Linked DNA regions of Homo sapiens: region 1 is linked to region 2. A link is a loop called in an ENCODE intact Hi-C map of the cell type or tissue named here. Cell type or tissue: endothelial cell of umbilical vein. All regions are shown on one strand. Links, peaks and the distances in the headings refer to the core of each region. The heading gives the core; the rest is flanking DNA.

Region 1 (7,325 bases), core at 1,387-6,386, 53 kb after region 2:
ACTGATAGAAATAAGTGATTTAGTAAATAAATAAAGGAGGATCACTTGAACTCGGGAGGCAGAGGTTACAGTGAGCCGAGATCGCACCACTGCACTCTAGCCTGGGCAATAGAGCGAGACTCCGTCTCCAAAAGAAGTAAATAAATAAAAGTAAATAAATAAATGGGAGTGGATAGGCAAGTCCCCCATGCAGAAGAGTTCCCACTAATTCTGTGTAGCCCTCACCCCTTAAGTGCAGGCAGCACTGGGACCTCCTTCTGAGAATGCAGCACGGGACAGGGGAATTCAGGAGCATCTTTCCGTGGGGAATCCTGAAAGACACAAACACAGCCAGGAGACGGGGGCAGCATAGCCCGCGAGGCACGACGAGCCATGCCAACAGGACAGGCCCTCAGCATGGGGTGACGAGAAGGGCATCTCCCTCTGTGCTCTTCCTTCCCACATCCACAGCCCCGTCTAATCGTGAAAACACCAGACAGATCCTAATAAGGGACACCCTACAAACACCTGAGCAGTCCTCTGAACCCTCCAGGTCACCACCAACAAGGAGAGCCTGGGAAACGGTCACCGCCCAGAGGAGCCCAGGGAGACGGACAAGGGAATGTCACGTGGGACCCTGGGTGGGGCCCTGGGACAGAAACGGACCAGCACGTAAATGCTAATGAGAGAAGAACAAAGTGTGGACTTTAGTTAATAATAATGTATCAATATTGGTTCTCTATTTTATTTTATTTTAATTTTTTTTTTGAGATGGAGTCTCGCTCTGTCACCCAGGCTAGAGTACAGTGGCGTGATCTCGGCTCACTGCAACATCTGTCTCTCAGGTTCAAGCAGTTCTCCTCCTTCAGCCTGCTGCATAGTTGGGATTACAGGGGTCCACCACCACGCCTGGCTAATTTTTGTATTTTTAGTAGAGACGGGGTTTTGCCATGTTGGCCAGGCTGGTCTCGAACTCTTGACCTCAAGTGATCCGCCTGCTTCAGCCTCCCAAAGTGCTGGGATAACAGGCGTGAGCCACCGTACTTGGTCATTATTTAGTTTTTAGTTTAGTTTAGTTTAGTTTTTTCTTCAGACAGAGTCTTGTTCTGTGGCCCAGGCAGGAGTGCAGTGGTATGATCTCAGTTCACTGCAACCTCCACCTCTTGGGTTCAAGCGATTCTCCTGCCTTAGCCTCCTGAGTAGCTGGGATTACAGGCGCCAGCCACGACGTCCAGCTAATTTTTGTATTTTAGTAGAGACAGGGTTTCACCATGTTGGCCAGGCTGGTCTCCAACTCCTGACCTCAAGTGATCCTTCCGCCTCAGGCTCCCAAAGTGCTGGGATTACAGGTGTGAGCTACCACGCCTGGCCCAATATTGGTTCTCTAATTGTAAGAAACATACCATACTGAAGTAAGATACTAATAATGGGGGAAGCTGGGTGTAAGGTGTATGGAAACTTGCTTTGCAATTTTTCTGTAAATCTAAAACAATTCCAAAAATAAAGCTTATTAAAAAATAATTTAGACTCCCATGAAACTGATTTCTTTGAAGAATTAATTTTTTTAAAAAAAATTTCTCCACAAGAATCACCAGGTCTACATGCGCTGACATTTATCATTTAAAACAATTTATCAGAAACTAATCCTAATGTTGTCACAGCCTGTAAGATACCTTTACTGCTCCAATAACAGCTGTATCAGCACAAAGATTCTTCTCAAAGGTCATCAAAAATTATTTGAGATCTTGCATTTGCCAAAAAAGACTGAAATAACTTTCAGTTATGTCAAAACCGAAAATGAAATTTCTGAAGTATCCATTTTGATGATCTAATAAATGAATTTGCAGAAAAAATTGGAAAAATCATAAACATCCTATTAATAAAATATTATTTATTATATAAAATTCTGAATCCAAAAATTATTGTTTTGTAGTTTGTAAATTGGTGTTGTTACTTGGCACCACTATCACCCCTATTTATTGTGTAAGTGATAAAATCATTCCTAAAGGGGAAAGCTTTCACTGTGGTTTTTTGCTGCTTTTTTTTTGTCCCAAGACAGAGTCTTGCTATTTCCCCCAGGCTGGAGTGCACTGGCACAATCTTGGCTCACGGCAACTTCCACCTCCTAGGTTCAAGCAATTCTCCTGCCTCAGTGTCCGGAATAGCTGGGATTACAGGCACACGCCACCACCCCTGATTAATTTTTGTATTTTTGGTAGAGACAGGGTTTCACCATTTTGGCTAGGCTGGTCTCGAACTCCTGACCTCGTGATCTGCCCACCTCAGCCTCCTAAAGTGCTGGGGTTACAGGTGTGAGCCACCACACCCAGCCTTTTGCTACCTTTTGAACCAGGAGTCCCACCATTTCTGTGTCTGGCCTATCTCTCTCCCTCTCCAGGGCCCAGCTCCTCGGACCCCTCCCGGGTCCTCACCTGACCCTGCCACACTCTCGCCCCCGACCCTGGGCTGGGCTCCACCACAGGCTGCTGACAAATAAACAAGAGATTGGCAAATCAGACCCAGCATCAGATTTGCACAATGATGCATCGTGGCAACGAAGGGTTGACATCAAGAAAGCAAATGTGCCTGATATTGTAAATAATACCAGACATAAATGAGGCTGCATGTGGTGGCTCATGCTTGTAATCCCAGCACTTTGGGAGGCTGAGGCAGGTGGATCACCTGAAGTCAAGAGTTCAAGACAAGCCTGGCCAACATTGCAAAACCCTGTCTCTACTAAAAATACAAAAATTAGCCAGGCGTGGTGGCAGGTGCTTGTAATCCCAGCTATTCGGCAGGCTGAGGCAGGAGAACTGCTTGAACCCAGGAGGCAGAGGTTGCAGTGAGCCCAGATCACGCCATAGCACTCTAGCTTGGGCGTCTCAAGAAAAACAACAACAAAAAACCAAACCAACAATAAAACACTCACCGTAGTAATGACAGACACGGGGGAAAACATCATCTGTTTTCTCCATGTTGCGGAAAAGGTATTAATAAACCATCAATGCCTGATACAGTAACAATAGAACGGCGACAGATGGAGAAGCCCTTCATACAGTATAAACACAGGCACGCCCATAATTAGGTTTTCCTGCAAATGTGCACGTTCATATCTAAAGCGAAATCACATCTCTATTCGGCACCATGCCAGGGGCGGAAGGCGCCTGCTCTCTAAGACAATGGTTTTATAGTAACGATTGCAGCCTCCACCCAGAGAGCTTCAGGGGCCTGAGCTAGGGGCTGTGCTGAGGAGGGGGCTCCGGTCACCTGCGGTGTCTCCCCCACCCCTCCCAACGCCCAATCTCCTCCAGCTAGGCCTCCCTCTCGGACCCCGGGCCTTGCTTGAACCAAATGGTTCGACCTCTGCCTCTTCCTAAGGCTCATTCCTGAGCTGGGAAGAGAAAGTGAGGAAATTCCTTGCAGAAAAGGAGAAATCAGTCATCACCTTGTGTGTTGTGTGTGAGGCTCTCCCAGCCCGTGGAGGCGGGACCTTTTATTCCCTCGATTTGAAAGGCACCAAACGCAGATTCTCTGCATGTCCAAACTTTTTTACAAATGGAAGAAGAATGCATAAGAGCGTAAAGCATAGCTTGCACCCCAATACACTTTTGGCTTCTTGGGTTTGGGCCGTCTCGATCTGAGCTTGCACCCTGCTCTTCATTTCCTTCTTTTCCCCAAGCTGGGGGGCACCAGGCTGCAGCCGTGGTCATCGTCCCAGTGTGAACCCCCGAGGCCTGCACAGCTGCAACCATTTTCTTTGTACTTAAACACAAACGTTTATGTTCGCCAGCGCCCGTGTAAACTAGCAGCTCCCTCTTTCCGTCTCCTTGCTTGCGTTCCTTCGACGTGTCACCTCACAGACGCCCCTTCACTGTGTCACCTCACAGACACCCCTTTGCTGTGTCCATCCCTCCCCAGAAGGTTGGAGCCCTGAGAACAGGTGTACCTGGTTTTGGTCATTGTTCTACCCTCTGGTTCAATGACAGTGCCAGGCACATAGTGCACACACAGTAAATATTTGCCAAATACGTGCAGGGCTCCAAGCCATCCTGAGCAGCTCTGGGCAGAGGGGCTGAAAGTCTCACCTTTCCCTCCCGGGTTTCAGGGAAGAGCCCAGTCTGGGAAGACAGGAAGCCGGCTTGACTCAGCAGGGCCGCCAGGGGGCACTGTGGCAAGACGGCGGGAGAGCCGTGTGCCCAGGGTTGCAGGTTCTGGAGCCCAGAGGTGGCCCAAGGCGCCAGGTGTCTGGCAAACTCCAACCGCGGATGCAGGCGACAGCCCCAGTCTCCAAAGATTGAGTGGCTGCCACTGGCTTTAGGATAAAAATGAAGCGGGACCCTTAAAAACACCCAAACATGGTAGAAATACGTGAACTGGACGGGATGCACGTTGCGTTTTGCATTTTGCTTTATAGCCTGCAGCAGAGCAATGCAGAGGGCTCCAGGCTCAAACAGGCTCCGTCCTGGTGTGTTTGGAACTCGGGGAGCAGAGGAGGGCTGCAGGGGGAAGAGGGCATCGGGAGAAACTCTTAAAGGGAGGGTCTTCCCGTGCTGTGCACAGCCCTTAGTCCTGTGCCAGCGGTGGGCAGCTTTCATCTCGCATGGAGCCCCCCCCGGCCCTAGCTCCCCTGCAGTGCCCAGTGCAGCCCTGGCATCCCGCCGGGCTCCCCCACCGGCCCGGGCCACTTCCATCTTCCCACAGGAGTGGGAGCCTCAGGGAAGGGGCTTCTCGGAACTTCGCCCACTGTCGTCCCTCTCGCTGGACCTGCAGCTTGGGCCCTGCGTGTCTTCTTATCCAGAGCTATTTCTTAGTTCCTCAGCCCTCTGCTTGTGGTTAATAATGTTTCTATTTCCTGAAACTTTTCTTTAATGGATTGATTGAGGCCTGTAGCCATCTCATTTTCCTGGGGAGTTGGTCACGCGTGGGGGAGTCCCAGACACGTGGAAAGTGGCTGTAGTAACTCCTGCCGGTACCTGGGGAAGTGGGGAAGAACTGCCATGCTCAGAACCGTCCCTGGCCACTCCCGAGCACCCTCAGCCTTCACCTGCCTCTTGACCCTGGCGTCTCTGTCCAGCCAGAGCCCCAGGAGCTGCCTGTGGTTGAAAGGTTGGGCTACGACTCACCACGTGGCCACACACACCACGGGCACCGCGGGGTCGCAGGAGGAGCGTCAGGAAGACCCTCTGTAGGACTGGGCTGTGGCTGGGTGGTTGGGGGTCACCCCGGGTTGGAGGCTGTCAGAAAGCTGGAGCCCGCATGACCAGCTGGCAAAAGTCTGACCCCAGGCAAGGCCCAGCTCCTGTTAGCAGAGAGAAGGGGAGGTTTGGCATTTCATGGCTGGCACCGGGATCTTGATTTGTCCGTGTTTAGATGAAATTATGAAAGGGCCTCGTTCTGTCTCATCTCATCCCAGCCTTGAAGTTGTCTGAACTTGTTTTCAGCTGGAATGCAGGCAAACAAACCACTTCCAGCCCAGACCACCTCCACTCCCAGACCACCTCCACCCGAGACCACCCCACCCCATACCACCTCCAACACCAGACCACCTCCACTTGAGACCACCTCCAACCTCAGACCATCACACCCCAGACCACCTCCACCCCAGACCACCTCCACCCCAGACCACCCTACCCCAGACCACCTCCACCCCAGACTACCTTCACCCCAGACAACCTCACCCCCAGGCCACCGCACCCCAGACCACTTGCACCCGAGACCACCCCACCTCAGGCCACCTCCACCGCAGATGTCCTCCACCCCTAGATCACCCATCCCCAGACCACCCCCACCCTCAGACCATCCCACCCCAGACCACTTCCACCCCAGACCACTCCACCCCAGACCATCTCCACCCCAGACCACCTCCACCCGAGACCACCTCCACCCCATACCATCTCCAACACCAGACCACCTCCAACCAAACCACCTCCACCCCAGCCCATCCCACCCCAGACCACTCCACCCCAAACCACCTCCACCCGAGACCACCCCACCCCATACCATCTCCAACACCAGACCACCTCCAACCTCAGACCATCCCACCCCAGACCACCTCCAACCAAACCACCTCCACCCCAGCCCATCCCACCCAAGACCACTCCACCCCAGACCACCCCACCCCAAACCACCTCCACCCCAGACCACCTCCAACCAAACCACCTCCACCCCAGCCCATCCCACCCCAGACCACCTCCACCCCAGACCACCTCCACCCCAGACCACCCTTACCTGATGGAGGTTTTGGGGCTCTGGAAAGCTGCCTTCAAAGTTCTCTCCAGCCTGGGCCCCCTGGCCCGCCCCCTCCACTGGCGTTTACCCACTGCTGCCTCTCGCTCCCCACCGGGACCGAGGACCTGGCCTCCGCTCCGCAGCTGGGGAGGGGTCTTCCTTAGGGCACTGGCAGGAGGCCCGGGGTCTGTCCTGGCTCTTCCCTGGTTGTTCCTCATGGATCAGATAATTCTCTCCTGCTTCTTCCCCGACACGAAGCAATAGGCTCATATCCAGCAGCTCAGAGGCACGGTGGGGGGTAGGGGGTTGAGGGGTGTCTCGCACCCCTGGGCCCAGGTTTCAGAGAGGCAGAATCTGCCACTGCGGCTGTGCCCACGTCCACCCTGACCCCGACCCTGACCCTGGGCATGAACCGGCAGCAACTCGCTCTCAGGAGGGTGGGGACCGCCGGGACGGACCTGTTCCCTCCTTCCCTCCCTCCCAGGGGAGCTGAGGCAGCACCCTGGACCCCCGAGCTGGGGGTCGGCAGCGCCGTGACCCCATCTGCCCCATTTACCATGGGCTGCAAGATGGGGCTCCTCCTGGGGTCCTCCACGTGTGTTTCTGGGGCAGCACATCACCGGAGTCCAGGACAGGCTGGGGAGGCACCAGTAGCCCCAGCACCCTTGCTGCAGGCAGGGCAACCGCTGAGACTCCAGGGGCTGCACCACTGCCCTGTGGCCGGGCCCCTCCCCTCCTTCTCCAGGTCCCTCCAAAAGTGCTGGGGATGGGCACGGGGGAAGTGACAGGACTCCTGGCTCTCCCTTCAGTGGCTGAGGACCCCCAGTGCCCACAGGTTCAGAGAGGGAGGTCTGGCGGGCGCTGCGGGGCAGCCCCGACCTGGCACCCAGGAGAGGAGCCCCTTCCGCGTTTCGACGCTCCCACCCACAGCACAGAGAGACCCGCCCCAGCGCTGGACATTGGGGTGGTCAGTGTGTCCGGCCGCAGGCACAGCTGCACTGGTGGCTGCTCCTCTGTCCTGTTTTCCTGCCCATGTGACCTGGAGCCGCTGTGCCAGGCCTTCCACCACCAGGTTGGGGAAACAGCAGCAGAAAGAACCCCCGAGATGCCCGACAAGC
Region 2 (7,325 bases), core at 1,524-6,523:
ATGCCTGTAGTCCCAGAAACTCAGGAGGCTGAGGCAGGAGAATAGCTTGAACCCAGGAGGCAGAGGTTGCAGTGAGTGGAGATCACACTACTGCACTCCAGCCTGGGCAACAGAGTGAGACTCCATCTCAGAAAAAAAAAATTGTGGTAAGATACATACGGTAGGATTTCCTGAAGTTATTTATTTATTTATTTATTTATTTATTTATTTATTTATTTTACCATCTGAGTTCTGTAATTAATGTGGCCTTCTCTGGTTGCTGCAATGGGATTGCTGACCTTCCATATACATCCCCTCTGGAATGTCATATTTGCATTCTTCTGGCTTTTTTTGTTTGTTTTTTGTTTTTTTTGAGACGGAATCTTGCTCTGTAGCCCAGGCTGGAGTGCAGTGGCGCGATCTCGGCTCACTGCAGCCTCCGCCTCCCGGGTTCACACCATTCTCCTGCCTCAGTCTCCTGAGTAGCTGGGACTACAGGCGCCTGCCACCATGCCCGGCTAAATTTTTGTATTTTTAGTAGAGAGGGGGGTTTCACCGTGTTAGCCAGGATGGTCTCAATCTCCTGACCTGGTGATCCGCCCCCCTCGGCCTCCCAAAGTGCTGGGATTACAGGCATGAGCCACCGCACCTGGCCGCCGGCATCTTTAATTCAGACTGCCAGCTTCCAGAACCCTGAGAAATACACTTCTGTTGTACATGCCAGTCCATGGTGTTCTGTTACATCAGCCCAAAGAGAATAAGACCGCGTGGTAACAGGCCATGATGACCCCCTAGTGATTGCTTTTGCCTGATCAAGGCAAGGCACCCCCGCCCTGAGCCAGATGCTGAGAGGGTGTGGTAGAGGCTGCACGGCAAGGGGCTGAGCCAGGTGGCTGCTGGTGCTCCTGCCTCTGACCGCCACCATGTATCCAGGATCCCTGCTGGCCAGGGCGCCCACCTGCCTGCTCCGGTTTGGTTCAGGGCCGGTGTGTGTGTGTGTGTGTGTGTGTGTGTGTGTGTGTGTGGTTCCCAGGGGACCCAGTGTAGCCACAGATGCCCCCCACCTGCCTCGAGAGGGAAATAAACATAAATATACCAAGACAGCTATGGGGTGCTGGGGTGAGCGGTTTATTGGATGTTTAAAGGACAGAGATCTGAACTCCTAGTGACTGCAGAGTGAGCAAGCACCCTGGGCTGTCCTGCAGGGCTGTCCGTGCTGGATGTGGTGCCAGCAGGCAGGGCTTGCGGATAGGCATTTGCTGCAGGTGGCTGGGGCGGTGGGGGGCTGGTCTCCAGATGCCTGGAAGGGAGGCCTTGAAAGTCATTCTTCTTGGATGCATGGGCCCATGGCATTTCTTGGTAGAAGGTCAAAGAGAAGTGTTCATGCTTGGCAAGGCAGGAGGGTGGGAGATAGGGTAGTGGGTGGGGAAGGAGAGTCTGGCTCACTGGGTGCCAGGAAAAGGAGGTAAAGGCTGGGCAGGAATGCCTGGCCATGGTAAGAGTCCTGCAAAGCCAGAAATCAGATCTTGCACTGGCAGCACACGGGGACACAGCAACTGGACTGGGAGCAGCAGGGCTTGCAGCAGCTGGATTGGCAACAGGATGACCCACAGCCTGAGGAACAGCAGCAGGGCTTACAGCAACTGCACTGGGAGCAGGATGACCCGCAGCCTCCCTTAGACCCCGCGCAAGAGCCACAACTGGAACAGGAACAGCAACACACGGGCACACCGCAGCCGGAGCCACAGCCCCCACAGCCGGAGCCACAACCCCCCTTGGATCCCCCACAAGAACCGCAGCCCCCCTTGCAGCCTCCACAGGAGCCACAGCCCCCCTTGGAGCCCCCACAAGAACCACAGGCCCCCTTGGAGCACCCACAGGAGCCACAGCCCCCTTTGCCACAGCTGGAGCAGGAACAAGCTGGCACACAGCAGCACATGGGCTTGCAGCAGCAGACAGGCACACAGCAGCTGGAGCCACATCCCCCACAGCCGGAACCACAGCCACCCTTGGATCCCCCACAAGAGCCACAGCCCCCCTTGGAGCCCCCACAGGAGCCACAACCCCCCTTGGATCCCCCACAAGAGCCACAGCCCCCCTTGCAGCCTCCACAGGAGCCACAGCCCCCCTTGGAGCCCCCAGAAGAGCCACAGCCCCCTTTGCCACAGCTGGAGCAGGAACAGGTTGGCACACGGCAGCACACGGGCTTGCAGCAGCAGACGGGCACACAGCAGCTGGAGCCAGAACCTCCACAGCCAGAGCCACAGCCCCCACAGCCGGAGCCACAGCCCCCACAGCCGGAGCCACAGCCCCCACAGCTGGAGCCACAGCCTCCGGAGCAGCCGCAACAGCCCATGGTTCTGGTGGATTGAGGGTGGAGCAGGTAGAGGAGCAGGTGAGAGGGAGGTGCAGGTGTGGAGCTCCCTGAGCCTGGACCCTTTATATCCCTGCCCAGGGTCATGTGTGAGGCTGGGCACACATTTCCTGGTTCCTGTTTGTGCCATTTTTAGGGCCCCTTTTTCTTGTTTCCTCTAGAAATCCGCCCCTTGGTGTATGGGCTGCTCAGTGGGCTGCTGCTCTCTTGCTGAATCTGTGTCCAGACTTAATGGAGGCCCCCAAGGGTCTAGCCTCTCCCTGTTGACTCCAGAGTCACACTGGATTTACAAAAGCATCTATTTTAGGCTGGGCATGGTGGCTCACACCTGTAATCTCAGCACTTTGGGAGGCCTAGGCAGGTGGATCACTTGAGGTGAGGGGTTGGAGACCAGCCTGGCCAAAATGGTGAAATCTCGTGTCTACTAAAAACACAAAAATTAACTGGGTGTGGTGGCTCACATCTGTAATCCCAGCACTTTGGGAGGCCGAGGCAGGTGGATCATTTGAGGTCAGGAGTTGGAGACCAGCCTGCCCAACATGGCAAAACCCCATCTCTACTAAAAATACAAAAATTAGCCAGGCATGGTGGTGCATGCTTGTAACTCCAGCTACTTGGGAGGCTGAGGCAGGAGAATGGCTTGAACCCAGAGGTGAAGGTTGCAGTGAGCAGAGATCACACCACTGCACTCTAGTGTGGGCAACAGAGCGGGACTCTGTCTCAAAAAAAAAAAAAAAGTGATCTATTTTAGTTGAACGATGGTATAAAGAGTAATATATTTAAAAAATGTAAAAAAAAACCCTACTCAACTTGGGAAAAAATGGCATAAATAAATGAAGTCTCTGTTCCTCCATCTCTCCATATTGTTTCTGTCCCACCCTAATAATTTCTTGAATTTGGAATTCACCACTCTCATGAAGGTCCTCACACTCCTACTTAATATGTATGTTCCTTTAAAAATGTTTTGTGGCCAGGCGCGGTGGCTCACACCTGTAATTTCAGCACTTTGGGAGGCTGAGGTGGGCGGATCATTTGAGTCCAGGAGTTTGAGACCAGCCTCACTAACATGGTGAAACCTCGTCTTTACTAAAAATACAAAAATTAACCAGGTATGGTGGCATGTGCCTGTAATCCCAGCTATTCGGGAGGCTGAGGCAGGAGAATCGCTTGAACCTGGGAGGCAGTGGTTGCAGTGAGCTGAAATCACGCCATTGCACTCCAGCCTGGGCAACAGAGTGAGACTCTATCTCAAAAAAAAAAAAAAAAAAAGAAAAGAAAAAAGAAAAAAAAATTTTACATGCTGAAAACTTTATGTAATGGGTATTACACTGTATTTCTCTTTCTGTAAATTGCTTTTGAAAAAAATAGGTGTTAGGCTAAAGAGATTTTCTCTAGGGATACATATGGTTTTAATTTATTTGTTTTCTCTGATTTCTAAATATACATTGACTTATCCATTTACTTGTTGATGGACCTTTTGTTTCCTTTTTGTTGCTATTTCAAGCAAGCTGCAACTTTCTTGCCCAAAACCCCTCCTGCAGGTGTGGGTGCCTGAAAGTCAGGAGGTTCTTGTTACCAAGCTGTCTTCCCAAGGGATCCCCCCAGCCAGCTGCTGTCCAACCAGCATTGCCAGAGAGCTCCTGTTTCCTGGCACCCCCACCAAAACTTGCAACTGTCAACTTACACCCTTCATGTGGGTGTGTAACACAGTGTTACACACTGTGGTTTAATATTCCCTCTTCCTGGTTACTAGCCATGCTGTGCCTCTTTCCATATGGTCACCTGTCATTAGAGTCTCGTTAATTTCACGTCCTTGGCCCACTTTACAAAATTGAGATAGTTATTATTATTAATTTTTGAGATGGAGAGTCTTGCTCTGTCTCCCAGGCTGTAGCGCAATGGTGCGATTTCGGCTCACTGCAACCTCCGCTTTCCATGCTCGAGCAATTCTCCTGCCTCAGCCTCCCGAGTATCTGGGATTACGGGCATGTGCTACCACACCTGGCTAATTTTTGTATTTTTAGTAGAGTCAAGGTTTCACCATGTTGGTCAGGCTGGTCTTGAACTCCTGACCTCAAGTGATCCACCCACCTCGGCCTCCCAGAGTGCTGGGATTACAGGTGTGAGCCACCACACCTGGCCAAGATCATTATTATTTTTATTGGTGTCTGAAGTTCTTTGAATTTTCTGGATTCTTTTATTTTGAGATGGAGTCTTGCTCTGTTGCCAGGCTGGAGTGCAGTGGCATGGTCTCGGCTCACTGCAGCCTCTGACTCCCTGGTTTGAGCAATTCTCCTGCTTCAGTCTCCCCTGGGATTACAGGCACGTGCCACCACACCCAGCTAATTTTTGTATTTTTAGTAGAGACAGGGTTTCACCGTGTTGGCCAGGCTGGTCTCCTGACCTCATGATCCACCTGCCTCAGCCTCCCAAAGTGCTGGGATTACAGGCGAGAGCCACAGCGCCCAGCCTTTTGTTTCTTCTTCTTCTTCTTCTTCTTTTTTTTTTTTTTTTTTTTGAGACAGAGTCTCGCTCTGTTGCGCAGGCTGGAGTGCAGTGGTGTGATCTCGGCTCACTGCAACCTCTGCCTCCGAGTTCAAGCAATTCTCCTGCCTCATCCTCCTGTGTTTCTTCTTAACATAGATGTCATTTATTCTAAGTTTTTCAAATTTATTGGGATGTACTTTTCATAGTTGCCTCTGTTTTTGAAGATGGGATCTTGCTATGTTGTCCAGGCTGGGGTGCAGTGGCCGTTCACAGGCACCATCATAGCTCACTGCAGTCTCGAACTCACGCCTGGCCTCAAGTGGTCCTCAGCCTCTGAAGTAGCTGGGACTACTACAGACTACCACATTTGACTACTACAAATCCCTACCGTGTGCCACCACGCCTGGCTTAGTAGCCTGTTATTTTTAATAGCTGCTAAATTTGTCATTATTTGCTTTCTTTTCTTTCTTTTTTTTTTATGGCAGGGTCTCACTCTGTCACCCAGGCTGGAGTACAGTGGTGTGATCTCGGCTCACCACAACCTCTGCCTCCCGGGTTCAAGTAATTCTCCTGCCTTAGCCTCCCGAGTAGCTGGGATTATAGGCACCTGCTATCATGCCTGGCTAATTTTTGTATTTTTAGTAGAGATAGGGTTTTGCCATGTTGGCCAGCCTGGTCTCGAACTCCTGGCTTCAGGTGATCCACCTGCCTTGGCCTCCCACGGTGCTGGGATTACAGGCGTGAGCCACCGTGCCCAGCCTATTTGCCGTTTTTCATCCCTGCTTCAGGTTATACATGCTCTTTCTCCTGCCCGACCCTTTTTTTCCTCATTGGTTTTGCTAAATATTGTTGATTTTCTTTGTCTTTTGAAAGACCAGCTTTTGATTTTGTTGATTCTGTTTGTTGTATGTGTTAAACATTTTTATTTAGTTCTGCTCATATCTTTATTTTCTCCATTGTTCTTTTTGCACTTTCTAAACATGCGGGTGCTGGGGTGCGTGACTGTCTGCTGGACGTGGACTGTCAGGCCAGGAGGCGTGCGATAGAGAGTCACTGCCATCTGGGCTTTCTATCTGTCCCTCCTTCCTTCCCTCCCTCCCTCCCTCCCTTTTCTGCAGTCATTTTCATTCAGCTTCTTTCAGCCTTTCTGCAAGCTTCTGGGTGAGGTAACTACTGTGGGGCTGCTTTAAAAGCTCCCATATTTTGGGGTCTCTGTTCTTTACCCGATGAGCTAAGCCTGTGGGGTTTGCTGTGATTTCTGACATACGTGGGCTGCTTCCCACCACCCTTTGCATTTCACCATCCTGTGGTAGTGCTTCCTTCCCCTCTTCTTTTAGATGGAGTTTTTAAGGTTCTGTTTTTGTTTTTATTTTGTTTTGCTTTGACTGACTTAGAAGTTATATACACTATTCCTGTTTTTAGCAGCAACCTTATGCATTTCATGTGTATTTTTAAACAAATGTTGTCTACACGTGATGGCCCTCTATTCCTCCCCTGCTGAGAGTTGTGCAGGGAGCTGGGGACAGCTTCTTCCCCTGCCCAGCCCCTCCGGTGTCAGCTGTGGGAGTTTCTCCAGCGTCTTAGCTCCTCTCACATTGCTCATCATTGTTTATTTATAGTCAGTATTTGCTTAAACTTGCCACACATCCACCAACAACTCTAGGCGTGGTTCTTGCTTACACCATACTTCTTCCTTCCGGGCTCAGCTTCCTTCTTCCTGAAAACATCCTCCGGAAGTTCCCTCACAAGCATTCATCAGTAGACAGTCTGCATTTTTACATGGAGGTGGCTTGTTTCCTGCTCCTCCTGAGCATTCATCAGTAGACAGCCTGCATTTTCACATGGAGGTGGCTTGTTTCCTGCTCCTCCCGAGCATTCATCAGTAGACAGCCTGCATTTTCACATGGAGGTGGCTTGTTTCCTGCTCCTCCCGAGCATTCATCAGTAGACAGCCTGCATTTTCACATGGAGGTGGCTTGTTTCCTGCTCCTCCCGAGCATTCATCAGTAGACAGCCTGCATTTTCACATGGAGGTGGCTTGTTTCCTGCTCCTCCCGAGCATTCATCAGTAGACAGCCTGCATTTTCACATGGAGGTGGCTTGTTTCCTGCTCCTGGGCTCAAGCCATCCTTTCTCCTCAGCCTCCCCAGCAGCTGGGATGACAAAGGCACACCATCACACTCAGCTAATTTTAATTTCTGTGTAGAGATGGGGTCTCTCTAAGTTGCCCAAGCTGGTCTAGAGTTCCTTGGCTCAAGCAACCCTCCCACCTTGGCCTCCCAAAGTGCTGGGATTACAGACGTGAGCCACTATGCCTGGCCTGCCCTCACTTTTGAATAATGCTTTGGTTGGCACAAAATTCCTCAGTGCTTGAAAGGTGTCACTGGCGGCTGTTTCGTCTGTTGCTGCTGTCACTTTCTCTGCCCCTCCGCTGGAGTCCCCAGCCTTCTGAGTCTGCTGTGGAAGCTGGAGTCTCTGGCCTTCT

What was found. Hi-C counts contacts between places; a loop is a spot of excess contacts. Peaks named below come from ENCODE experiments on the same cell type or tissue, not always from the same donor. Only the 100,000 strongest peaks of a DNase experiment are listed, where the experiment ranks them.
Region 1: it touches region 2 in a loop (6-fold over the local background); 14 of 110 quality-filtered maps call a loop at or near these places.

Annotation. Positions count from the first base shown.
Region 1 is chr11:1,636,150-1,643,474 of GRCh38, forward strand. No RefSeq gene overlaps it. Among named protein-coding and RNA genes, the nearest start is that of KRTAP5-5, 10 kb to the left of the region's middle. In endothelial cell of umbilical vein, for the core only: a CTCF peak has its summit at 4,136 (motif pointing right); a DNase peak (open chromatin) is centred at 3,092.
Region 2 is chr11:1,582,915-1,590,239 of GRCh38, forward strand. KRTAP5-1 (keratin associated protein 5-1) reads right to left here and starts at 2,369. Exons shown (of 1, transcript NM_001005922.1): 1 at 1,428-2,369. The coding sequence starts at 2,335. The coding sequence ends at 1,499. The region is part of intron 1 of KRTAP5-AS1 (KRTAP5-1/KRTAP5-2 antisense RNA 1); the gene reads left to right. In endothelial cell of umbilical vein, for the core only: no CTCF peak of the experiment used is centred there; no DNase peak of the experiment used is centred there.